3 separate regions of the Mus musculus genome follow, and all the other regions are linked to region 3. Evidence: chromatin loops called from intact Hi-C (ENCODE). Cell type or tissue: left cerebral cortex. All regions are shown on one strand. Region 1 holds the start of Ccdc89 (coiled-coil domain containing 89). Region 2 holds the start of Picalm (phosphatidylinositol binding clathrin assembly protein). Region 3 holds the start of Eed (embryonic ectoderm development).

The links. Hi-C counts contacts between places; a loop is a spot of excess contacts. Peaks named below come from ENCODE experiments on the same cell type or tissue, not always from the same donor. Only the 100,000 strongest peaks of a DNase experiment are listed, where the experiment ranks them.
Region 1: a loop joins it to region 3, with 2.4 times the contacts of the local background. A loop is called at or near these places in 16 of 42 quality-filtered maps.
Region 2: it touches region 3 in a loop (2.1-fold over the local background); 8 of 42 quality-filtered maps call a loop at or near these places.

The regions. Positions count from the first base shown.
Region 1 is chr7:90,422,715-90,430,714 of GRCm38, forward strand. Ccdc89 (coiled-coil domain containing 89) reads left to right here and starts at 3,598. Exons shown (of 1, transcript NM_027298.1): 1 at 3,598-5,950. The coding sequence starts at 3,870. The coding sequence ends at 4,982. In left cerebral cortex, no CTCF peak of the experiment used is centred here; DNase peaks (open chromatin) are centred at 3,742 and 4,074; H3K4me3 peaks cover 1,178 bases; H3K27ac peaks cover 271 bases.
Region 2 is chr7:90,125,603-90,133,602 of GRCm38, forward strand. It overlaps Picalm (phosphatidylinositol binding clathrin assembly protein), which reads left to right and starts at 4,611. Exons shown (of 20, transcript NM_001360867.1): 1 at 4,611-5,100. The coding sequence starts at 4,971. 2310010J17Rik (RIKEN cDNA 2310010J17 gene) reads right to left here and starts at 4,334. Exons shown (of 3, transcript NR_046007.1): 1 at 4,270-4,334; 2 at 1,326-1,442. In left cerebral cortex, no CTCF peak of the experiment used is centred here; DNase peaks (open chromatin) are centred at 3,464, 3,884, 4,595, 5,208 and 4 more places; H3K4me3 peaks cover 3,879 bases; H3K27ac peaks cover 3,520 bases.
Region 3 is chr7:89,976,021-89,984,020 of GRCm38, forward strand. It overlaps Eed (embryonic ectoderm development), which reads right to left and starts at 4,956. Exons shown (of 12, transcript NM_021876.3): 1 at 4,392-4,956; 2 at 877-1,029. The coding sequence starts at 4,505. RefSeq lists a promoter at 4,792-6,554, an enhancer at 5,215-5,251 and cis regulatory regions at 5,223-5,230, 5,426-5,433. In left cerebral cortex, no CTCF peak of the experiment used is centred here; DNase peaks (open chromatin) are centred at 4,625, 4,974 and 5,215; H3K4me3 peaks cover 2,941 bases; H3K27ac peaks cover 2,244 bases.

The sequences.
Region 1 (8,000 bases), 450 kb after region 3:
ATAATTAGGGAGTTCCTTTCTAGCTAACCATCTCATGAATAATGCAATACTCTAAAACCACAGCCCGATCTACTTCCTAAACCATTGTAAATTCCTGTATATGGGAGCAACTTGGCTTTTATTCTAAGTGATAGTGTAATACCAGAGGCAATTCTGAATGTCACTGAATAGGCAACATTCTTACTAAATTCCAAGCCCAGGGTAGGCTCAAGGACTACCTAGGGCATTGATGAAGGCCAGGAAGCAAAGTTCGATTTTGCTTAGGTATTTGGCAAGTCATTGCTTGGAGGCACCTATGACAAAACAATACTGAAAGGAAGCACACAGATCCATTCGCAAGGACAAAATTGGACCATACATGCTATGGAATGCCACAGTTCCAGGAGACTAAGTTTCTGTGAAACTCTTTGCCTCAGGACTGCATCCAGGCTTTTGGCCTGTCATGCGTGTCACTACTGGAGTGGATGTGGCAGTTCACCTAGTCTTCTTTTGTGTTGGATTCATTCTTTTTAAGTATAGATAGATAGATAGATAGATAGATAGATGTCATATCTGTATACAGCATATTTTTATCAAATTCACCCCCTTCTGTCCCTCTAACTCCTTCCAGATGCCCCTAACCTGCCACCTCTCCATTTCACCTTCTTCTTCTTCTTCTTTCTATATAATCACTCAGTCTAGTTGGTACTGCCAGTTCGTGACTAGGTGTAGGGCCATCAGTTGGAGAAAGGGCAACCTACCCGGAGTAGCATCTCTAAAGAAAATTTCTTCCCCCATTGGCTACCAACTGCCAACAGTTTCTCAGATATGGGTGGAGCTCCTTCCCTTCTGTTGTGTGACAAAACTTTCCCTGAGAAGATGCAACACACACACACACACACACACACACACACACACACACACACACACACATCTCCTTACTCCAGAGAGGGATCCCAGGACAAGCCAAAGTCCGATACCATCAGCAAACCAATGAGTTTTATTGGGATTACTTACCAGAGTATGGGGTGGGGGGGTTTACTTACAGGAGGAGAAGTGACTCAACAAAGATGGATGCATCACCAAAATCCACCCCAGCATGGGTGACAGCTCCCCAAAGGCTGGGAACCTGAAGCACACTGCACAGCCTGTAGCCTGCTCGATAGGTTGGAGAGTGTCCTTTCCATGTGGTCTGAATGTCCTTTCCATGTGGTCTGAACCTCTTCCAGGCAGCTGGACTGCTTTCTGCTTCTTCCAGACAGCTGGTCTGGTCTCAGAGTCTTCTTTGCAGTTTAGCTCAATTACTCTGGGAGTGACTGGCTGGTGAATCTGATGAGGAAAACTGTCACACAACACAGCCACATAGAAATTTTGCCTACCTTGATCCTGTGGAGGTCTCCTGAATACACTTATGACTTCATGAGTTCACACCCAGAAAGCACCCCTTGGTGTCCAGGACACACTGATTTGAAGCCGTCAAACGTCTAACTCTTGTTATCTTTCACCCCCTCTTCTGTGATGACCCGTGAGCTCTAGGGGAGACTGGGGACTGGTAATGCAGGTGCTGCCTTTAGAGCTGAGTGTTCTAGTCCTGTATTCTTCATATCTGCTGCAAGATGGTTGAGAGCTGCACTAATCAATAGGTAGGAAGATAAATGTTTAGAAGGATGTTGTATCTATGTCCACTTAACAACACAATAGTAGTAAATCCTTTCCTTAGGCCTCTAACCTACCATGCCATGGGTTCTTGTCCCAGTTGACTTCCACCTTGAGGAACAGGCCTTAAATGGAATAGCATTCATTTCATCTTTGCACTGAGGAGCACATCTGGCTGAGCTGGTCCTTATTATAGTATGCAGGGTTCACAGCTGGGTGAGAATGTTGATGTCTTTCCCCCCAGCAAGCCTACAGAGCACCTTCCAGCACTATGAAAGCTAGCCAATAAGATCAGTTTCATTTTCCATATTCTGTGACAAAAGCATGTGGTATCTCCAATAACAGGGTCTTATCAAGTCTTGGTGGGCAACTAAGAAGAATGAAGATAGCCTGGGTCGTTTTAGGAGTCTCTGGATTTTTTGATCAATAGCTTTAAGGCAAATGTCTTGTTCCTGATGCTTAGCTCTTTGTTTCATGATCTATGGCTTCTAGGGAGAAATATATATGTGTGTTTGTGTGTGTGTGTGTGTGTGTGTGTGTGTGTATTCTAATATTTATATTTTAAAAGATTATAAAATAGGTTTACTCAAACTTTTTCAAACATCCTATGTGTTAGTATTCCTCCTCCTGCACCCTCAATAAATCTTTTGAAGTTCTTTGCTTTAATTTAGAAAAAAAATCTATCGATTTTGATGTTACAGAAGTTAATTTGTACTTAACAAAATACATTTTTAAATGTGGAAAAACTATTCAATAAAGATCTCTGAATATCTGTTATGTGTGTGGGCCTTAGGTAGGTAGGGAGGGAGGGAGACAGTTATTCCAACCCGGAGAAACAACTGATGTTAATATTTTGAGAGTTTTTCCTGTTCTTAGAAAATATATTTTATAATTTCAGTTTGTTATATCACATAACCATATAAGGTAATCAACAAATACAATGTTCACTATATGTAAAACAAGAAGAGACACATTCAAATTTTCTGGTCATTTGCTCTTTATATTCTGGATGAAAGTCAGTTAAGAGTGTCTATGCTAACTAAAAGTGCTTTAACTGTATTGAGAGCCAGTAACTGTCCTTGTGGGGAGCTGTTTGTTTGAAATAATCTGAAGAAGAAGGAGGAGGAAGAGGAGGAGGGGGAGGAGGAGGAGGAGGAGGAGGAGGAGGAGGAGGAGGAGGAGGAGGAAGAAGAACCTTGTGCAAAGCTTCTGCCATCTACCTCATAATAATTAAGAAGCTTGGAATCTAAATATCCAAAAGAAACAGCTAATTGAGCATTATCATGTTTAAAGGGAAATCATAATTAATGAGAATTATATCCATTTATTTTTACTGACTTTGGTGGATGAAATACCATCTAATTTTTGCTTGCATTTGTTGGATCATTCTTGAGATTCATTGCTCAGCTGTTTCTGTCTCGTTTTTAAAATGTATTTATTTATTTCTCTTTCAACATGGTGCTCTATTAATGCTTCTAAGGTTTTTATTAATATGTCAATCTTATCTGACACTTTTATACACACTCGACTATCACTCTTGGCGTCTTGTCAAACAGACTTGTATCTCCATGTTTCCAGTGTGCAAGGCACAAGTGTAATCAACCATCATGGGGTGTGTTGTTGTTTTGGTTTGGTTTTTGGTTTTTGTTTCTGATTTGATTGCATCTGTATTGTTCATTGCGTTTCTGTCTGTCCATTTATTTTCCCAATAGATAAACAGGAGGATTGAGTGTCTAACTAAAGGTGTCCACTCCCAAAGATAAGGTTAGAGTTAAGGGAAACAAAAGAAATTTCATTTATAGCAGCTGAGCTAAGACTTGGGTCCAGACTCTCCTTTGTGTGCACCCATGGCGAATTGTTTCTATAGACAGCAGTTTCTTTTCAGAATAAAGAGCAGAGTAAGTCACTGTAAGCTTACTTTGTTTACTCTTATGAGAAATCAGGATTTGTAGAGAATAGGAAGCTGACTTTGTGGAAGGCTTATGTCTTTGCGGCACAGGCGGGACAGTGGCAGTGAACTAAGAACTGTGATTGGTTTAAACGACATGCGTAGCCTGACCAGATTGGCCCTGAACTCCCCCTATTACCTCACTGCGTTCTGCAGGCCTGTCCACCAATTATAGGACTCCTTACTGGAAAAACCAACCGCTGGAGAGTGCCAAGCGTCCATAGCAACGCCCCTTTGAAATCAGAAGGGGGAAAGACTGAAGTCAGTTCTCCCGCAGAGCGCGTCTATGCCGCAGGAGGAGAAGACTCTTAGGATGGATACCCCACCCCCCGACGAGATCTTAGGAAAACAAAACGAAAACCTGCAAAACCAGGATGAGGAATTGGGGTTTAAGGAAATGGACGGTCTGAGAGAAGCTTTGGCCAACCTTAGGGGACTGTCTGAGGAGGAGAAGGGCGAGAAGGCAATGCTTCGCTCCCGCATCCAAGAGCAATCCCAGCTCATCTGCATCCTGAAACGCAGATCCGACGAGGCCCTGGAACGCTGCCAGATCTTAGAACTGCTCAACTCGGAGCTGGAGGAGAAGAGGCTGCAGGAGATGGAGAAGTTGAAGGCCCAGAGTGAGCACATCCAAAAGCTGGAGAATCACTTCATGATCCTGGCATCCAACCACGAGCAGATGATTCGCTTCAAGGATGCGCACAAGAGTGAAAACGTCAAGCTGAAAGAGGAGAATGCGAGGCTGAGGCAGGAAAACAACAGCCTCTTCAGCCAGGCTCTGAAAGACCAGGAGGCTAAGGTACTGGAGCTCACTACACTCAACAAGGCCCTGGTGGAGGAACTGGAGGTCTTGAAACAGAGATGCGCTCACGAAGCTAGCCAGGCTCAGGCCCGAGAGGAGGAGCTGCTGGGCCTGCAGAACCAGCAAGCCTGTGACCATGCCAAGGAGACCGAGGAGCTGCGCAGCCAGCTGCAGAGCATCAAACAGCAACACCAGCAGGCCACGGAACAGATGGGAAAGGAGCAAGAGGCTAATCTCAACCTGAACCAGGAGCTGCAGGCCAGGCTGCAGACTGTCCTGCGAGAGAAAGAGGAGCTGCTGCAGCTGTCCATGGAGAGAGGCAAGGTGCTTCAGAACAAACAGGCTGAGATCCGCCAGCTTGAGGAGAAGTTGGAGACAGCAGCCATGGCTAAGAAGCATGCGCTGGAACGCTTTGAGCAAGAGGCAGTGGCCGTTGATAGCAACCTGAGAGTTCGCGAGCTTCAGCGCAGGGTAGATGGGATCCAGAAAGCTTATGATGAGCTGCGTCTGCAATCAGAAGCCTTCAAAAAGCACAGCCTGGATCTCTTAAGCAAAGAGAGAGAGCTTAATGCCAAACTCCGCCATCTCTTTCCATAAGAGAAATTGTGCTTCCTGTGGTCTCCAGTCAATATTTCAAGTCCATGTGCCTTAGATTTATGGCAAAAGCAAAGATAATTCATTTACTATACTTTTAAGTACAAAAACTACTTTACTATGACGTTGTTGTTGTTACTGTTGCAAAGTTAATGTTAATTTTCAGTTACACCCACTAGAACACATTTAAGATTAACCAGTGTTCCCCGCTGTACCTTCAAAGGTTTCTTAAGATTATCCGTATCTTCTACCTCATAACTCACTCATTCTCAGCCTCAGACATCTTCCTATAGATAGCTTGAAAAGATGTATGATTTAATGGATCCTAAAATAAACATGCTATCGTGGGGGAAAAAAGGGAAGACACAGCCCCATTAGCCATTGCAGAACAATAGGCTTACAACACTGTAGGTGGGCGTATAAACAAACAGAAGTCAGCATGGTAGGACAAAAACTTCTCAGCAAAAAGGCTCTAATTGGATCTGATTTTGTATTAGCTTGGCAAAGCAAAAGTTTGATCATTCACTTGTGTGCCAAAGTGTAAAAGCTAGCTCTGATACATTCATTCTATTGAGCATTAAGATTCAAGTTCGTTACATCAACCAATTCTAATATTTTCTGCAAGTCTATCTTACTTCCACTTTCTTGGTTTTTCTCCTTAATAACTGAGAGGATTTAGACATTCTCTATTGAGACTATTTTACAATATGCTAATAGGCAAAAAAATTACCTCAATTTAAGGTAACTAGTCATAGCAGATTTTGGTAGCAGCTCATAAATTGTTTTCTGTTTCTGTCAATACATTTTGTGTAATTTTGTGTTTTAAAAGTCCAAGCTGAATGCGTATATGTGTACTTATGGCATTCTTTGTAGGAATAATTCAGTTTTGTAAAAGTAGCTATTTAACAGAGTTAAATGTAGATTAATGTAAAGTTCCTAAGGAAGTAAAGTTATCAAGTTAATTCCTAGAATATAATTTATTTTCTTATTTCTCCTATATTTAGTCATTGTTATATGCAATTATGAATACCTATAAGATAGATTATAGCATAGCAATTTTCTCATTCACTTGGTGCCAGGAACATCAAAAGTTACATAGCAAGTTTGATTTACTTAAAAGAACTATTACTTGGGGGCTTTCTTTGCCTGTTCTTGTTAGTTGTGCGTCTGTTTGCTTGCTTGTTTTGTGTGTGAGAGAGAAACATACACAGCCCAGGTTGCCTTTGAACTTATTTCCTAGACAATGTCATGATATAAATGAAGAAGGACGCATAGAGAATGTGATTGTTGCTTTCAAGTATTTTTTTTCTTTAATGATTTAGATTTTTTGTGTGTGGGTGCTTTGCCTGCATGTATGTACTCATCATGTATGTATTCTAGGAGCTCAGAAGATGGTGTCAGATTCTCTGGAACTAGAGCCATAGATGGTTGTGAGCTGCCATGAACTGAGCCAGGGTTCTTAGCAAGAGCAGTAAGTGCTCTTAGCCACTGGGTCCTCTGTCCACCCACCACCGAGTCTAACACTTTTCACATTCAAAGAGAGGATGCGTTGTCACTATTTTATAGATGAGACAGTGAGACTCTAAGAGGGTGGCTTAACTAGAGCCATGAAGACCCAGAGAGGCTGAGGGAGATGCAAACTGAAGGCTCTTAGGCAGGATGCCAGGGGACTCCTTGACTTGCTTTAATCTTCATCACTGTTACAAAATCAGAGTTTTAACAATGGGCATCATACTTTTATTCTTGTGCATGACACTGCCAACTAAGTAAGCAAGTCTGCTTTCTGGCTCTAAATTCCATGCTTCCTCCAAGTATATAAACTACCTTTGAAACAGAAACACACCCATGCGGGGGTGGGGTGGGGTGGGGAGTGTTATTCCTTGTGTGCTACAGCCCTTTGTATTTAATCTCTGACCATTCAAGAATAAGCAACCAGGGTTGCTACTAAAGTACTTGCCTCTATAAAGTAATATTTATCATTGGAACAACTTGACAACATGTAAGTTGGCTTATTCTAAACCGTTATCGTTAAAGGGGAAACTTTCAAAGCAAAACAACCAAACTCTCTTCTAAAGCAGACCTAACTTTTTTCAATGATTTCAAGCCGTCACCCTAATATAAAAGTCAACAGAATAGAGAGGCTAAGCTTAAATAAAACACCTTGCCTGCTGCGATGCCGAGCTAAGCATGATGTCTTGGAAAAGTACAAAACCGTAAGTCCTCGGTGTGCCCTGAAGGATGAGTCTAAGTTCTAAAGACGGGTAAGATTTGGCAAAGAGAAGCCCTGATGAACTGCTATGTTTTCAGAGCACTGCCCCTGGTTCAGTGAGTGAACTGAATTCAGGTTAGTTCTTAGGAAAGGATGGGCGGGAACCCTACGGCTCCACAGCTCCAGTCTATTGAGGTTTAGGGAAAAAGTCTTAGAAAGAGCCCCGGCACCAGTGCCTATTGTTCTACCAAGCCCTCTCTCACCAAGACACCTGTGGAGTGGCTGGGTCAAGGCCCTGACCAAGTGAATCTACCTTCCCCACTACGTGACTGAGCAGACCTTTAAGATCTAACCATTAGGGCACAAGGAAAAAAGACTGTAACTCTTCTCTCCCTAATACCTACCCTACCCAACCAGTTGGCGTGTCTTCCAGCATCCATTGTCCCAAACCAGGCCATCTAGAACTACTTCAGCCAAGTGTTTTCAGAGGGCATGTTTGCCATGATGAATTCAGATGAATCAGGTTGTACCACTGTGATGGGGATGAGGCTAATTCGCACTATGTCCTGGGAAGATCTAGAATGAAGGGGGATGAATGTTTAATGGGCCACTAACAGTCTCTGGTGTACTGCATCCCACATCCATGCTGGCCAGGGAGTACTTTTTAAAGAAATTTAATTATAAATCTTGAAAACAGTTATCAGAATGTGGACCACTGGCTAAGAGTAGGCTTTTGCAGTTATTTTCCATCTTCCTAACAAGTCACTGATATCTTCTAAATGCTATAAGCATCTTAAGCCTAATGGCCTGGG
Region 2 (8,000 bases), 150 kb after region 3:
TAAATGAAGTAGCAACTACACAAAACCTGGTCATTTCTTTCCACGGTCTTTTCCGTTCACTCTCTTTTTGACACAGGGTCTATGCAGGTCAGACTGACCTTGAGCTCTTAATTCCCAAGCTCTGGAATTACAGGCAAGTGCCACCATGCCAGGCCCACTTTCTTACTTTTAAGTCATAGACATTATCAGGAGCCTCAGGTCAAGCACACATTTTAATTCCCACTTATTTTCTCCTCTCTTCCTACTTCAAGATTTTTTTAAGGTCTAAGAACAGGCCAGGGATGATGGTACATGTCTGTAATCTTAACACTAAGAAGTCTGGAGCTAGAGGAACATGAGTTTGTGGCTAGCCTGGGCTAAATAGTAAGTTTAAGGCCATGTTGGGCTACAGAATAAGAGCTTATCTCAAAATAAGATCACAAAACATGGAAGCCTACAAATACAATCCTATCCTACCAGAGTCTAAGAATAGAAACCATGCTTATCGTGTACATTATAATATTATAATATCCAACACGACCTAGAATGCTGTCTACAGAGAAGATCTATTTGTTGAGTGAATTTAATTTATATTGTCAGTTGCTTCAATTATTGACTAAATGGTCTATATATAGTAATAGAAAAAAAATGAGTTCCTAAATCTTGTTTCTGACACTTAGAATCTGTGGAACTTAGGGAGGTTACTTTATTGGGCTTGTTTGTATTGCTGTATTAGATAAGTACAATACGTTTTGCAATTATTATAAGAATTACATGAAAAAGTTTTGTTGTATTTGTAGTTGATAGAAGGCATTAAACACTGTTTATTCTTCCTCCTGGACTCCAGGACTCTCTCCAACACACAAACACACACACACACACACACACACACACATTTATATTTAGTGGGGACTAACATATGCTATTTACACAGTTTGGGGACTGTTCATTGTAAATCAAACTTGCCTTCAAGTTGGACTGAAATAGAGAACTGATAGTTTGTACAGAACTATTGAGTTCATCATTAGACCAGGATAGAGCATTTAAATTTGTGCCTGACCCACAGTAAATGTTCAATACATAGTTTTTGAAAGAATGGATTAATAAAATACTGAGTAAGGATGATGCCTCAGACAGATATTATAGGATAATTATACAATGGACACAATATATTAATAGAAACTCGGGAAGATTTTATCAAATGGAAGATTTGCAGTGATGGTCTATTTAAATAAGTTGTGTTTTCATTCATGCACCCAACTATCATTACGCTGTAAATTTGATGTAACGAGGATATGTATCAGTTGCTTTTTTTATCACTAAGACAAAATACCCGACTGAAGTACCTCATAAAAGGACTGTCGTTCCTGGTTTCAGCATGTCTCAGCCCATTCATCAGTAGTGGGGAGATACGTAGAGTGGCACTGTGTTCGTGGGAACATGTAGCAGAGCTCGTAACATGACTGATCAAACAGAAAGCACACAGCAGGACCAGAAGGAGTAGGTTAGGTTATAACCCTCAAAGGAATACCTCCTAGGGCCTACCTCCATCATACAGGCCCCATAACCTCCCAAAATAGTACTACCAATTCAGGACCAGGTATTTATTTATTTTAAAAAGTTTATAATTTAAAAATTATTTATAGGGACCCATGTGTCTGTGTGTGTGTGTGTGTGTGTATATATATATATATATATATATATATATATATATATATATATATATGCATTTGTCTTCAAAGGCCAGGAGAGAACACTACATCCCCTGGAGCTGGAATTTGAGATGGCTATGATTTAACCCAGTTCCTGGGAACTGAACTCAGGTTCGCAGCAAGAACAGCAAATGTTCTTAACACTGGGCCCTCTCTACAGCCCCAGGAATAGGCACATGATTCTGTAGGAGGCAGTCTAGATTGAAACCACAAGCCTCTCTTTTTTCCCTCCCCATGTTAGTGCAGTAAAGCAATTGAAGAAGTAAATACAGAATACAATCAGTAGCAAAAGGAGATTCATACCCATTAGGATGTACACCAAAATGGTATTTCTAAGTGTAGTAGGCAGCATACAGTAGGAAACTAGAAAGAGATGAGGTCCAGTAAGTAGTTAGGTCAGGGGTAGATCCTAAAGAGTCCTGTTTCCATGGCACAGAGACCTGAAGCTTCTAGGACAGTGACAGTGGAGCTTGCTTTACTTTTTGTTGCTATAGCAGAAGACTGCAGATTGGATAATTTTTGTTTGTTTTTTGAGACACGGTATCCTTACATAGCCCTGGCTCTCCTGAAACTATGTTCAGGCTGGCTTCAACCTCACAGAGACCCACCTGTCTCTGCCTTCTAAGCACTGGACTTAAAGGTGCATTATCACCACCATAACCACCACCATCACCCCCATCAACACTACCACCACCACCACCATCACCACCATCATCACCACCTCCATTACCACTACCCATTACCATCACCATCACAACTACCACCACAACCAGCACCAGCTCTGACTGGGTAACTTTTTTGTTTTTGTTTTTCAAGACAGGGTTTCTCTGTGTAGATCAGGCTGGCCTCAAATTCAGAGATCAGCCTTCCTCTGCCTCCCAAGTGTTATAATTAAAGGCAAGTGCTGCTGCCACCACAACCCACAGAACTGGTTAATTTTTAATAAGCATACATTGATCAATTCTGGAGGCTAGGAGGTCCCCGAAATCAAGAGCTTGGTTATTTTAGAGCACAAGGCAAAGAGAAAGAGAAAAGAGTAGGAACTTCAAATACTTTTATAGTTAGTATTAATCCGTGTATGATTTAAATGCTTCCCATTAGGCCACATCTTAACACTCTTGAGGATTAAAATTCAACATATTAATTGGTGGTATGGGGGTAGGGCATGGGTGGGCACATTGTGGAGACACAATCTTTAGAGAGTTACTAGACAATTTTAGTGCAAAAACAATCCCACTATAGGTTCAGAAAATATTAACTGGATAGTTGGTTAAACAATGATAAAGAAATTAGCTAAGAAATTAGTAGAATAGTTTGAGAATAAAAGAAATTATAATGGATTAAAACTTGCACACACATGTGGGTCACGTGAACATGCATACATGAGTACACACCACAGACAAAAACCAACCAAACAAAAATTCCCGGTCATTCCACTGCCTGATAAACACAGGGTACCAAATTACAAATGGAATGCAGATGCACCAAAGGGAGTTTTACAGTTTTGTGAATTCTCAAGCTGGTGTGACAAGAATGAAACCTGCAGCCTTAATAAGAATTGTGAGTTCTTGCCAAAATCACCGTGCTTCAGAATGGCGTGTGAGATAGAAAGGGAATGTGAAGAGACCACAGAATTCCTCATACCACACACAATTTTAAACATCTATTAGCTTTTCATCCGTTGAGAGTTAACAGATTTAAGCGCAATATTCTAGATTTGGTTGGCAGATGGTGTACACAGATTTTGAGTACGCTCGAATCTCATTTGAAACTAGCAAGATTACATAGAACCATGATGGTAACTTAACATTCACAGAGAATTTAAAATTTATCCCTAACTCTTGAGTTAAATGTGGAGCACTAGTAACATTTAAAAAGGCTTTGTTCATAGATCTTCTGGATTTCATAGATCTAAGTCTCGGGATGTAATACTGGTCTAAAATGCCTACAGGGCAGAGTCAATATCTTTCCATGGAAATCTGGCTCACACAAGAGGAGAAAAGAGGCCAAAGGGAAGAAAGGCTAAACCAGGGGAGATCGCAGGTACTGATGTCTGACTCTGAATGGGACTTCTCCTTTTACCGAGCTGTCTCACTTCCTTCTATGGTGTGGACCTTTAATCTCGCTGGTTGTCAGCCTTGTAGGGTCAAGTTAATCACTGTTGACATCACCCTACTACTTCCCTTTTCAAATTCCACTGAAGCTATGTGTTTCCTGTCGTATTTGACACCGCAGAGAATGAATACCGGGCTGGCTTCTATCTAAATTTAGACTGGCAGGAACGTGGCGACTCTTAGTAAGTCGAGATAAACAAAACTAGGTGACGTTTCCAACACTCTCAAAGAAGACGAGGGGGTGAAAAAAAAAAAAAAAGCCCCAAAGCCCTGTTACTAAAAGGGAGAGCGGGGTGCATTTGAAGAGGCCTGTGTGTAGGCTCAGAAAGAGACTGGCTGGAGCCGTTTTCTTTAAGGCAGGAGGAGGGCCGTGGGGTCGGCGCCAAATTGAGCGAGGCGAAGCCCCGGAGCCCAGGCACCTCCAGTTCGGGGTGAAAACTACGCACAGGCAGCAGCTGCCTCACCTCTTTGTCAAGCCCACGGCGTCAGCCTCTGACACGAGGGCGGGCGTCCTCGCCTCCGGGGTGAAAGAGGGGCGCAGCGGGCCGCCCCTCCCCCCCGCCCCCCTACGACACGCGGGGCCCTGCCTCGGGCGACCTGTTGGCAGGGCGCGTCACGTGACGCGGCGGGCCGCGCCGTCCCCCGCGGGCGGGCCTCCTGTTGCGCCCGCCGGGCGGGTTCCACCACGTAGCGCGCGGGCGCCGCCCCGCTCTTCCCTCGCCGGAGCGAGGGAGGGGGGCGCGCCGGAGAGGAAAGGGAAGGGAGAAGGGGCGGGAGGAAGCGAGCAGGGGGCGGAACCCGAGTCACGTGACCTAGGGGCAGCCCGGAAAGCTCCGAGGAGGAGCCTGGCGCCGCCATTTTCCTGCAGCTGCCTGGCCCTCTTACCCGGTCGGGCTCCAGCTGACCAGGGAAGGGGTGGGCCGAGGCTGAGGCGCGGGACCCGGGAGTGGCCCCGACTTGGTGTGGGAGCCCGCCGGGGGAACACGCGAGCCGGGGCTCTCGGAGCGGGTGGCGGCGCGCGGCCCTGAGCCCCGCCCCAGGCCGGCAGGCGGGCGGGGAGCCGGTGGGGGTAGGGGGTGCGGTGGGGGGTGGGGACCCTCGGGCGCTTGGGGGTCCCAGGCCCCGCCGGCTGCGGAGCGGAAGGGGTGGCGGACGAGCCGCAGAGATGTCTGGCCAGAGCCTGACGGACCGAATCACCGCGGCCCAGCACAGTGTCACTGGCTCCGCGGTATCTAAGACAGTATGCAAGGCCACGACCCACGAGATCATGGGCCCCAAGAAAAAGCACCTGGACTGTGAGTGAAGACCCCCCGCATCCTCTCCCGACCCCTCTCCATCGTCCTCCTCTCTCTCTTGGGCTGCCTCTTCCCTCCCTGCGTCTTATCTGCACGATGGCTCCTGTGCCTGGTCGAGCTGTGTGTTCTTTTCTGCTCCCATCACACCTGCCTTTAACGGCCTCTGCTCTTCTCTCAAAAGAGAGAAAAAAAATGTGACAATCCATTGCGCCCCCAGAGATCCCCTGAGACCCTCGCCTCCTAGCCCCCGGCACCACCAAGCCCATCGCGCTCCACCAACTTGCCTCCCACCCAGCTCCTCACTCAGACTCCTCTCCCAGCTACTGCAGCCCCTTTTGCCCTTCCATCCCACCCGTCCCGTACCTCCTAGCAGCCGTCCGCTCAGTGATTCCCCGGCTAATGTCTCCAGGACTCAGGCTCACCGCCCCATTGTTCCATTAGCTTTTTAAAATTCCCTTTCCTTTCTTTTTTTTTTTTTTTTTTTTTTTCGTATTTCCGTACTAACTCTGCTTGGTGGGACCAGATTTCTGTCACTTCTCAGCTCTTGAAGTGTTTTTCCCCTCCTCCCATTTCTTTGTGGTTTCCTTTTCTACCTTTCTATCTACCTTTTCGGTCATCTTTGCCATTCTAGCTTCCGTTAAGTTCCTTTGACTTCTTGTCACCTCCTTCTTTCAATACTATGCCCAGTTACTCGGCTTTTATTCCATTTACGCTTGTGGGGAGTAGAAACAAAGGGATTCAGTGTGGTGTGGGGAAGGCTTTGTGGGAAGTTACTATTTTTATTTGCCATCATTATATTGTCTGAGTTTTGAAGTTGTGTGTTGTGCATGTTCTACCCCCCCCCCCCTTTTGTAATCCATATGAGGATATGGATAAGGGCTTTGCTGGTTTTGGTATCAGTTCCTGGAACTGTTAACATTGGTGGTTTGAATTTAGAAGCTTGAGTGTGATGTGTAGCGGTTCGAAATGGATCAATATATTTAAGTACAAATAATCAGGTTTGGAAACGTTTTAATTTATGCTAGCTGTATTTTGGATAACTATCTTGCTTAAGCGGCATAATGTAACTCCAGCATAAACTTAGGTACAGTTAATAGAGCGGACTCCTCCCAGTTGCTTTCTAACCTAGGAGCCACCTGTAAAACCACCTCCTTTTTCTTGTTGCTCCTTTGCCCTAGGGTACAAAGCTCAGTGGATCACTCAGTCCTTGAGTCAGTGGAATGTTTCAGGAAAAAATAGGGATATAGCAAGGATAGTAAATTCTCTTTTTAAATGACTCCCGGACACATTAGCCAAACTGACTTTCATCATACATGAAAGTTGCTTTGCCCTGTGAAGCAAGAGCGAGCTTGTCCTGAAAGGGAATTCGCTGTAAGGAATCTTGTTTCTCACTTGGACTTTGGCTGTGAGGTTTGCACTTGAAGAAAAAAAAAATACGGCGGTGTGAATTCTAAGACCCACTGGTCATGAAGTGCTGTTAGAACAAGTTGTTGCCACAGACAAAACCCATTATTCGTTGCGATTTGTTCCCTGGCTGTGGACGTTTCATAGAAGCCATCCTTTGGTTGGCTGTGGTACTTAGACAGGCTGCTTTTTAACTGACCCGATGTAGGAAAGTGGAAGGGATATTTAAATGGTGACTCCACTATAAACATTCTGTAGGGGATTGTGAATAAATTATAAATGGGTTTTGAAAAATATATACTTGGAGAGATGCTTTTGTTTACATTCTTTTGAAAGACTACCCATGGGATTCTTTTTTCCATGGTTCCGATTCCAGACTTGTGTCAAATTTGTCTGTGTAGCCCAAGCTGGCCTTGAACTTGGGACAGAGACCATAGTTCTTCCTCAGCCCTCCACAATGCTGGGTTGGTTCTGTGGTACAAAACCCTACTCTACTGTTTTTGTGTCAGTGCTGTTTGTGGGTTTTCATTTGTTTTTGTTGGTGTGAAGGGGGCGGAAGATACTTGGTAATCTGTGAAATGTTCTTTAACTCAAAGTGGTAAATCGCAGCAGAAACAGCATTGAAATGTTCTTTATAAGGGCTTCTCCAGCTGCAGCAATGCTTATCGAGAAGTGTTGCTAGAATGGGGGAGAACGTAGAAGATAGGTTGTTGGTTCTTTTTTTTTTTTTCTTCCTTTTTTCCCTTTTTTAGGTTAGAAGCAAAGGTGGTTTTTATCTAGTTAGTGACCTTTGTCAATATTATAGATTGGAACTAGTTGGTATTTAAGGATAACCTAACTTTTTCTCTGCTGTCTACAAACTCCCATACTTGTAGAGCTTGAGTATACTTGGTAATGTTTTTTAATATATGTTTAATATGTTTTTTAATATTAAAAATAAGGTGCCTCTTGTCTTTTTCTTAATGAGGTTTTTAAACGAACAATGATACTATTTTTCTTCTATTGTAAGCTGTTTTTCTCTAATACTTTAGAAAAATCTCATTGATGAATGGGTTCCAACCCTCCCTTCACACTTCAGCATGTTTTGAAAAGTTACCTAGAGACAAGTTTTGGTGTTAATCTCAGGCTATATGTAATAGAGAAATGCATCATTTCAAGTAATTTTTGCTCCTTTGAATAATTTTTGGCTCTTTAAGAATTTTTCTTAGTTTTGAAAGTTAGTTTTCTTATGCCTTTTAATATCTTCAACTACTAACGTCTCCTTCTTTGAACTGAGTAAGAAACAATTTCATCTTTAAAATGGTAGCATTTAACAAAAATATGCCTAGTAATTTGTCTCTCTCATCAATCCTTTAGCATGTGGAAGTGGCTTTTGTGTACTTCTGACAAGATTTTTCCATATTAGGAAGTGATTATTGTCCATAAATTTTGAGTCAATTCATATTACATTTAATGCTTACTGAAGACTTTTTGCTTATAAGTATTAATGCGTAACA
Region 3 (8,000 bases):
GCCTGGAACTGAAATGAGTATGGGAATTATTGCTACCTGGAGACCCTCTTCCAAATTCTGTTTGATATGCCTACAATAAAACCACCTGGTGTTAGGTTTCCCCGATCCAAGATAACCAAGTCAGTTTGTACCAAATGTTCACTCTCATCTCTTTGTGCAGCTTGCTTCCCAATCTAACACCTACCTGCAGGAACCCCCTCACACAGACATATGTGTGCAGGCAAAATAGCAATGTCCATAAAATACAAATAAATTAAAAAATTGTGTGTGTGTGTGTGTAAAGGCCGGCTTACCAGGCACGTGGCAATCAGAGAATGACTTCAGGAATCAATTCTCTTGAACCACCCACCATCTGGGTTCCAAGGATTAAAGTTAGGTTGTCAGACTTGGCAGCAAAAACACCCTTATCCACTGAGCCATGTGGATGGACCCAAAACCCAGAAGTTTAAAAAATGTCACATTGTTTTGTTAAAAGGTAATTATAAGCAAAAGTTTAGAATATCTTTAAAACTAAAAATTAAGATGTGTTGGCATTTGCTAGGGACCAGTTAACAGATCACACTCAGTTCTTTTTTAGTAACTGATGTCAGAAGTGGCTTTGGTTATAGTTTACTGAAATATAAAGAGTAACATTTCTTAAAGTCCTTTATTTGGATCAACAAATAAGTCAAGAACAGCCTACAATACTCACTATTATACATTCAAAGTAAAGAACAAGGATAAACAAAGCTCACTTGATTAACTGTGTGACAGATTAGAATAGTCAACTTAAACAAACAGAAACCCCTTTAAAACAGTAGTTTTAAAATAGTTTAGACCTAAGGGTATCCCATATGCCCTGAGAGAAGTCTGAAGTCTAGAGCTTCCAGCACATACCTTGAGGCTGTTCACACATTTGAAAGAATATTTGCATTTCTTTGACTTCCATTTTCCCTTTCCCCAGCTTTTCCTTCCTGGTGCATTTGGCGTATTTGTGGGCGTGTCCGGGCGTTCTGTGTTTGTGCCACTCTCAATACTGACAGCATCGTCCTGTGAGCAGTAAATAAATTAGGAGCTTCATCAAACAGATGTACACAGTATTTAAAAGCAAGGGACTTCACTATTAAAAAGATGGCTGAGATTGCTCCGCGAGTAAGAGCACTGATTGTTCTTCTGAAGGTCCTGAGTTCAAATCCCAAAACTACATCGTGGCTCACAACCATCCTTAATGAGATGACACCCTCTTCTGGTGTGTCTGAAGACAGCTACAGTGTACTTATTTATAATAAATAAATCTTTGGACCGGATTGAGCAGAGATTGAGCAATCAGGGTTGACTGGAGGGAGCAGAGGTCCTACAAAAAAATTCAATTCCCAACAACATATGAAGGCTCACAACCACCTGTACAGCTACAGTGTACTCATATACATAAAATAAATAAATCTTTAAAAAGATGACTTAATTAAAAGTGTGCAAAAAGTGAGACTTGTACTCCTGGCTGCAGGTGGGGACATAAAATCCAGTTATACATTAGAATACTAGTGGAAAACTTAGACTGCAGAGAAGTGGAAGATATAGGCAAATCTGGGCTTTAAATAAGACACTGGTCTACACCAGGGACACCAATACAAAGCCTCACTCACTCCTACACAGCTCTGTAGGAATGCCACTTGTCCACAAGAAAATGCTGGGGAAACTAACTGCTCTCCTGCTGGTAAACAGTTGCTAAGATTCAATATTTCACTAACATAATTCAATAAATCTGACTGACCTACTACACATCTTCATAATTTATTTGACTGCTACTCAGGTTGGCCATTTGGGGCGAGAGTGTTATTACTTCCTATATTAGGTGTAGTTTTGAAAAGCATCTGTTATGCAAAGACTACTTATTTATAACATAAACCATTTAGCATTTTAAATAAGCTCTCCGTGGTCTACACTATATGTAAATGCAATTCACCTCATAGTCTGAATCCTACCATGAAATGTATTTCTACTCTGTGCAGAGATCTGAACTCTGTACACTATAATAATCTGCCCAAACAGATATAGCTGCAGGAAATACTGAGAAGTCTTCTGACTTCTTATCTTCAGTTCAGAACCCATACTTAAGTCTTCTTTGGAATACAAAAATTTCCAAGTATCACCCTGATACTTCCATATATCACTAGGTAGTAGTAGTCCCTAAATCCATTCCAGACGAACCATTTTGTCTGAGTGTATCCAACAGTCGTTAGAGTGAAGCCCACGGCTTTTGTGGTCTAAGTTACTGCTCCCTAAAGTTGGTTTTGTATTACATTACAAAAGGTACAAAATAAATAGAAGTGTCAAAAGGTATTTAAAAACCACTAATTCATTTAAAAACATTAGTTCTTAAGATTTTTCAAACTTCACATTGGTCTAAAATAAATGTCTTTTTAAAAAACCAACCAAGAACCAAGGAATGAAGTACTTGACATAAAGCAGGTGACCTACAAGTGATTGAATTGCAATTTGATGTAAATGTACAATTAGCTTTTAGTGGAAGTTTTAATTGTTACAATCTAAACTGGCCTCTTAAATTGAAATCATTTTCATCCAGGCATCTGATTCCCAGGAGGCAAAGGCAGACCTTAGCCAGCACGGGAAGTACAAGATCCCGATTTAAAAAAAAGGAAAACCACAGATTATCTGTTTCTCCTCACCTGTCGATTGTTCTTCTATGCAAAAAGTTCCGATTTTGGATTTTCCAGTTAAAAATCCCATCTCATATTACAATTGGTGCAGGTGGTAAAAATCAGCCCTATCACCTCCCTCAATGGTTCCATTACTCCTTCTAGATGGGAAACCAGGTGTTGTGCCTCGAACCTTTGCTACAACACTTAGTGGGCAGGACATGCTGATCTCTGGATTCCAGGCCAACAAAGAGTACAAAGTGAGATCCTGTTGCAAAACTTAAAAAATAAAATACAACACCCCCCCCCCAACACACACACACACACACACACACACACACACACCCTTTGGTGAGGAAAGAACCTGTCCCTCCAATGATGTCAGGCATGTGCTTTACAAATGAGCTTTTATGCCTCTGTCCCTTTAAGAAAATTAAATATATTTTAAAGTTTTATACTTGGTCTGGTTTGTAATCTTATGTGCTTCATCTATACATCCACAGTATTCTGCAGGATATGGTGGTGCATAAATGTCTTCTAGGTACTGAGAGGGTTAAAGCACGGAAGGTAACAGGTGTGAGGGCAGCATGGGGAGAGTCTATGTTGAACAGGGAGATTCTAACTCAAACAAACAAACAAAAAATCCCTTTTTCTGAGAGGACCCCAAAGGGTTCAATAATGTGTCAAAAACACACATACCAAAACGTTAAGTCTTGTCCCTCTTTGAAGGGACCGAAGCAAAAGCTAACTCAATCATTCAACTATGGATAAATTTAGAAAGCATCAAAAAATGTACCTTAGGAGTTTGGAAAGATAAAATGAGCTTTCACTTAAATTTTTTCCCTGACAATTTCCTCATTATAAATTTGACATTTTCATTAAAGTCTAAGTAATCATTATACGAAAGGCCAAAGCCTCTACGCTACCCTATCAGAATATAAGTATCTAATTATTAGAACACGTGTCTAGTACTCTTTACAACGCTTGCATAGTATTTTTTTTTTTTTTTTTTTTTTTTTTTTTTTTTTACGGGGCGGCATTTCTCTAAGCACCGACTTCCCTTAATCTTCACACTTGGCTCAAGTACAGAATTTACCACGGTGGCCTGAAATCTTCCAATCCCTTTACATTAAGCAAAAACTTTCAAACTGTTCCCTCCTTTGCCTTAATCAAAGGTGGCTCCCCCTCTACGATCTTCTCGATTCTACTCCTTCCACAAAAAAGTCGACACGAAGGCACACCGCACTTCCATGGAAAGGGGCATACATAACCGCACGGTCACGTAAACCCAAGCCAGAGATCTATACTTTCCATCCTGAAGATCCCGTAGTGCTCTACAGTGACACAGCCCCTCGGATCCTTACGAGGACCCTTCGTACCAACTTTCCTGGGGAAAACTGAACCTCTTACCTCGAGCATGCCTTTTAAACCAGTAAGTACAATCTCAGATTCGCAATCAGCGTCAAGCCCCCAAAGGCACAAACTCCGTCTCCCACGCAGGGACGATCTGAGCGGACCTCGCAGACCCTTTGGGACCTTTAATCCGCTCCTCGACAACTTTCTGCTTGCTATCTGCCGCAGTCCCAGCTCGAAAGCCCCAGCCAAACCGGACTTCCCCGCACGCCTGCGTTCTCCTGAGCGCGGGTGACACCTTTCCCTCCCCCCACGGCCGCCCGCCCGCCGGCCCCGACCGCAGTTACCAAAGAACCTGAAACTTCTACTCCACAGTCCCGGGACAGGCGGGGCTGCACTCACATTTTCGTCTCCCGAGAGGTCCGGGTTGCTGTTCTCGTCGCTGCTCAACTTCTGCTTCTTGGCCGCGGGCATGTCTGTTCCCGCCGGCGCAGTCGACACTTCCCTCTCGGACATGTTCCTCCGCCTCCCTCCAGGTTCTTGCCGCCTCGGGCGGGGCCTCCGCCACACCGCCGTCAAGCACGCCCGGCCCGAGCCTGCCGCAAAGCTGCCGGCGCCGCCACCGCCGCCGCCCCCCCCACTGTCGCAAATCGCGCCCAGCCGCCGAGGCGGGCGTGCGTGCGACCCCGCCACACTGCTGAAAAAGGGGCGCGCACGCGCGCGCCCTCCCGCACGGCTTCCCGGCTGCTTCCCGTCCCTTGGTCCGGGCGGGCGGTTTTCCCGCCGCCCTCTCGACACTTTGCACCGAGGCGTCGGATCTGCTGGCTCAGAGGGCAGGGGTTTCCTACGTCCCCCTTCCCCACCAGCGCCTAGAGACGAGGCGGAACTCAAAGGGCTGCTCCCTCACCCCCTTCCTGGCCAAGACGTTTCATCCGCAATTGGCTCAATCCTTCGATCTCCGACCCGCTGCAAACGAACGAAAGTCTGTGGCCTGGATCGGCCCACCACTGCTCCCGAGGGAGGGGGGAGGAAAGAGAAGTCACCTCTTGTTTTAGGGGGTCTGTGTCTACGGTCCCTGATGCGGAGCTCGGGAGAACAACTTCGAGTTAGTGTTTACGGAACTTCTCACAGCCTAGATTCTTTTTTTGAAGGGAGAGATTCAAAATCTATAGGCTGTTCCCTGCTCGCCTCCCCCATCGGGCACATGGACGGGTCCCACCTGCAGGTGCGCATGCGCTGAGGCGTATTCTCGCGCTGGGTTACGGAGACGACAGGCCGCCTCCTGGCCCCTCCTCCCCTCGGTTCTGTCTGCTGAACCAGGTAGTCTTTCCACCGGTTTCTGAAGCTTCGGGGAGGATTTCAAAACGGTACCAAATCAGTGCCTACGGACACGCCTCCGTTCTGGGCAGATATTTTATCTAATAAATACTTATTACAATGATTGGTTATATTCAACCGGTTGGTGCCACTATTGGCTTAAGTAAGCCTGTATTTTAAATTACATATTTAGACTTAAGTAAAAATACCTTGTGATGCATGATACATTCTAGTAATCCAACATCGGAAGGGCAACAACGGAAGTACTGCCTGCTCGCCTCAATCTTTAGATCATCCTGGTCGACATAGCAAGTTCCGAGCCAATCAAGGCTATTTACTAAAAACCTGTTTGAAAAAAAATTTTTTTAATTGTATGGATCGGACAGAGTATGGGGGCATGCCTTTTATTCCAGCACTAGGGTGTCAGAGGCAGGTCGATTGCAGTGTGTTAGAGCTACACACTGGTTTGGTCTACACGAGGAGTTCCAGGACAGCCTGGGCTTCGTTATAGACCCTCTTTCCAAAAATAAATAAATAAAAATTACATGGTTCTGAATTGTCATAATTCATAGTCTTAAGTGTTCGTTTTAGCTGTTGAAAGCTGAGGCTCTAGGAAACTGACAAGACCTATAAGTCACTGTGAGCAACTGCATGAGTTTGTGAGACTTAGGTAAAAGGCAATTTTTTAATATAGGGAAAGGTAACTAAATTTGCCCGTATCATTAAAAACTCTTTAATTTTTCATTTTTAGATTAAAAAAAATGTGTGTATGAGTGTGTGTATGTCTGTGCCCCACATGTCTGTACTGGTACACAAAGTCAGAGGATGTTGGATCCCTGGGACTGGAGTCACTAACGTTTGCGAGCCAGCCTGTAGCCAGTCTGTAGCCAGCCTGTAGCCAGCCTGTAGCCAGCCTTAACCACTGAGCCAGCTCACTTGTCCCCTCAGGTACAATCTTGACAGACAAATAATAAATTTGTGAGCCTTGTGGATTTGGTGGGTGTATTGTTAAGCCATGGGAATGTCTGAATGAAGAACTTCCTCTCCTCAATTATAGGACAGAATTGTTTCTATATTGTCATTTGTCATTTGTGAAATGAAGAGGTAGAAATTATAGGACAGAATTGTTTCTATATTGTCATTTGTCATTTGTGAAATGAAGAGGTAGAAACAGACAAGACATTTGCTGGGCACCCACTTAATAATAAAAAGTATTTTCCTTTCGCCCTCCAGTGTCTTAGTCTTTCAGAGGAAGTTTATGTAAGCTAAATGAGACAATTTAGGTGAAAAAGTTTAAATGTTTATCTTTTCTGGAAAAGTTGCTGGGAGATAAAACTTTGAAATTTGAAACAAAGGTTTACTTTGCTTTACAATTATTAATTTTATGATTAAGATTTTAAATCAACTTTTTATTGATTCTTTGTGAATTTTACACCATGCACTCCAGTCCCATTCATCTTTGTATCTGCCCTCCACCCTTGCAACCTCCTCCCCAAAAGAAAATAAGATAGAATAAAAAAAAAAACCCAAAACACCTCTCATCGTGGAAGCTGTAGTGTGTCACAGGGTGTCACACAGTATACCCTTGTCCACACATCTTGCAGGTGTCCGTTGCAATGAGAAGTCTTCTGGCTTCTGCTACACTATCAATACTGGATGCTCCTCTCTGATATCCTGTTGTTGCCTTGGAGATCCTCAGCTTTGGATCTGTAGGACCAGCCCTTTCATGCATTCCAGCCAATCATAGTTGGGCTAGACATTGGGGTGGGCCAATTCAAAGTCCTGGATCTGGGCCTGGGAGGTAGCTGAGTTGATCAGCCCACCAGCTCACCTGTGCCCACATCACCAGGGTGAACTCTATGAATAAGATTTTATCAGAAATCTCCTCCTATGCAGTAAGAAAAAAAGAAGAAGAAGAAGAAGAAGAAGAAGAAGAAGAAGAAGAAGAAGAAGAAGAAGGAAAACACATTTTTGTCCACGGTGACTTTGAGATGGAAGGTGTTCCTTTCAACTGTATCAAAACCAGCACAATCCCTGTTTGAAGATGCTAGGACTAAAAGGGCCCAGAAAGTTGAGTCCAGAGGTCACATTCACTGAAGGTCCGTTACACAATTTATCTAATTTAATCTTTCATTTTTTATACTATCATTTCACTTATAGATAAGAAAGCTGAAGCTAAGACATCAAGCTGCTTTAGCGTGTGGAATGGCAAGGCCTGAATCCACACAGCTTAATTCTGGGGCCTGCCCCTTTCTCAGTACCATATGGCTCCCCACTAAGCTACCAATATGTTCATCTTCTCTTCTCATCCACTCCTCCCTGGCTGGAGATCTTACCCAGAGTCTCTTACACACACCAGGCAGGTGCTGCATCACAGAGCCATATGCCCATCATGGCTGGCTGTCTTTCGGCTTCTCTGTCTTTCTGGTAATAAGCATGTATTAGATAAGAGAAAAAGTTGTCTTAACTTCAAAAGCACTTATAATAATTTGCTTTAGATAGCCAAGTTCTCTTTTATTCACTGAAAAATAAAACCACCTCTATGCCTAATGTTGATTTTAAGAAGTTAAATACATTGCTTTTTTGAGAGAAAGTCCTTTCTGGTCTATGTGTGCTTAATTTCTTGAAGACTACAATTACTACTAAATTAAACAAAGGTCTTTATCTTAGGACCTAGAATATTTCAAATAAATG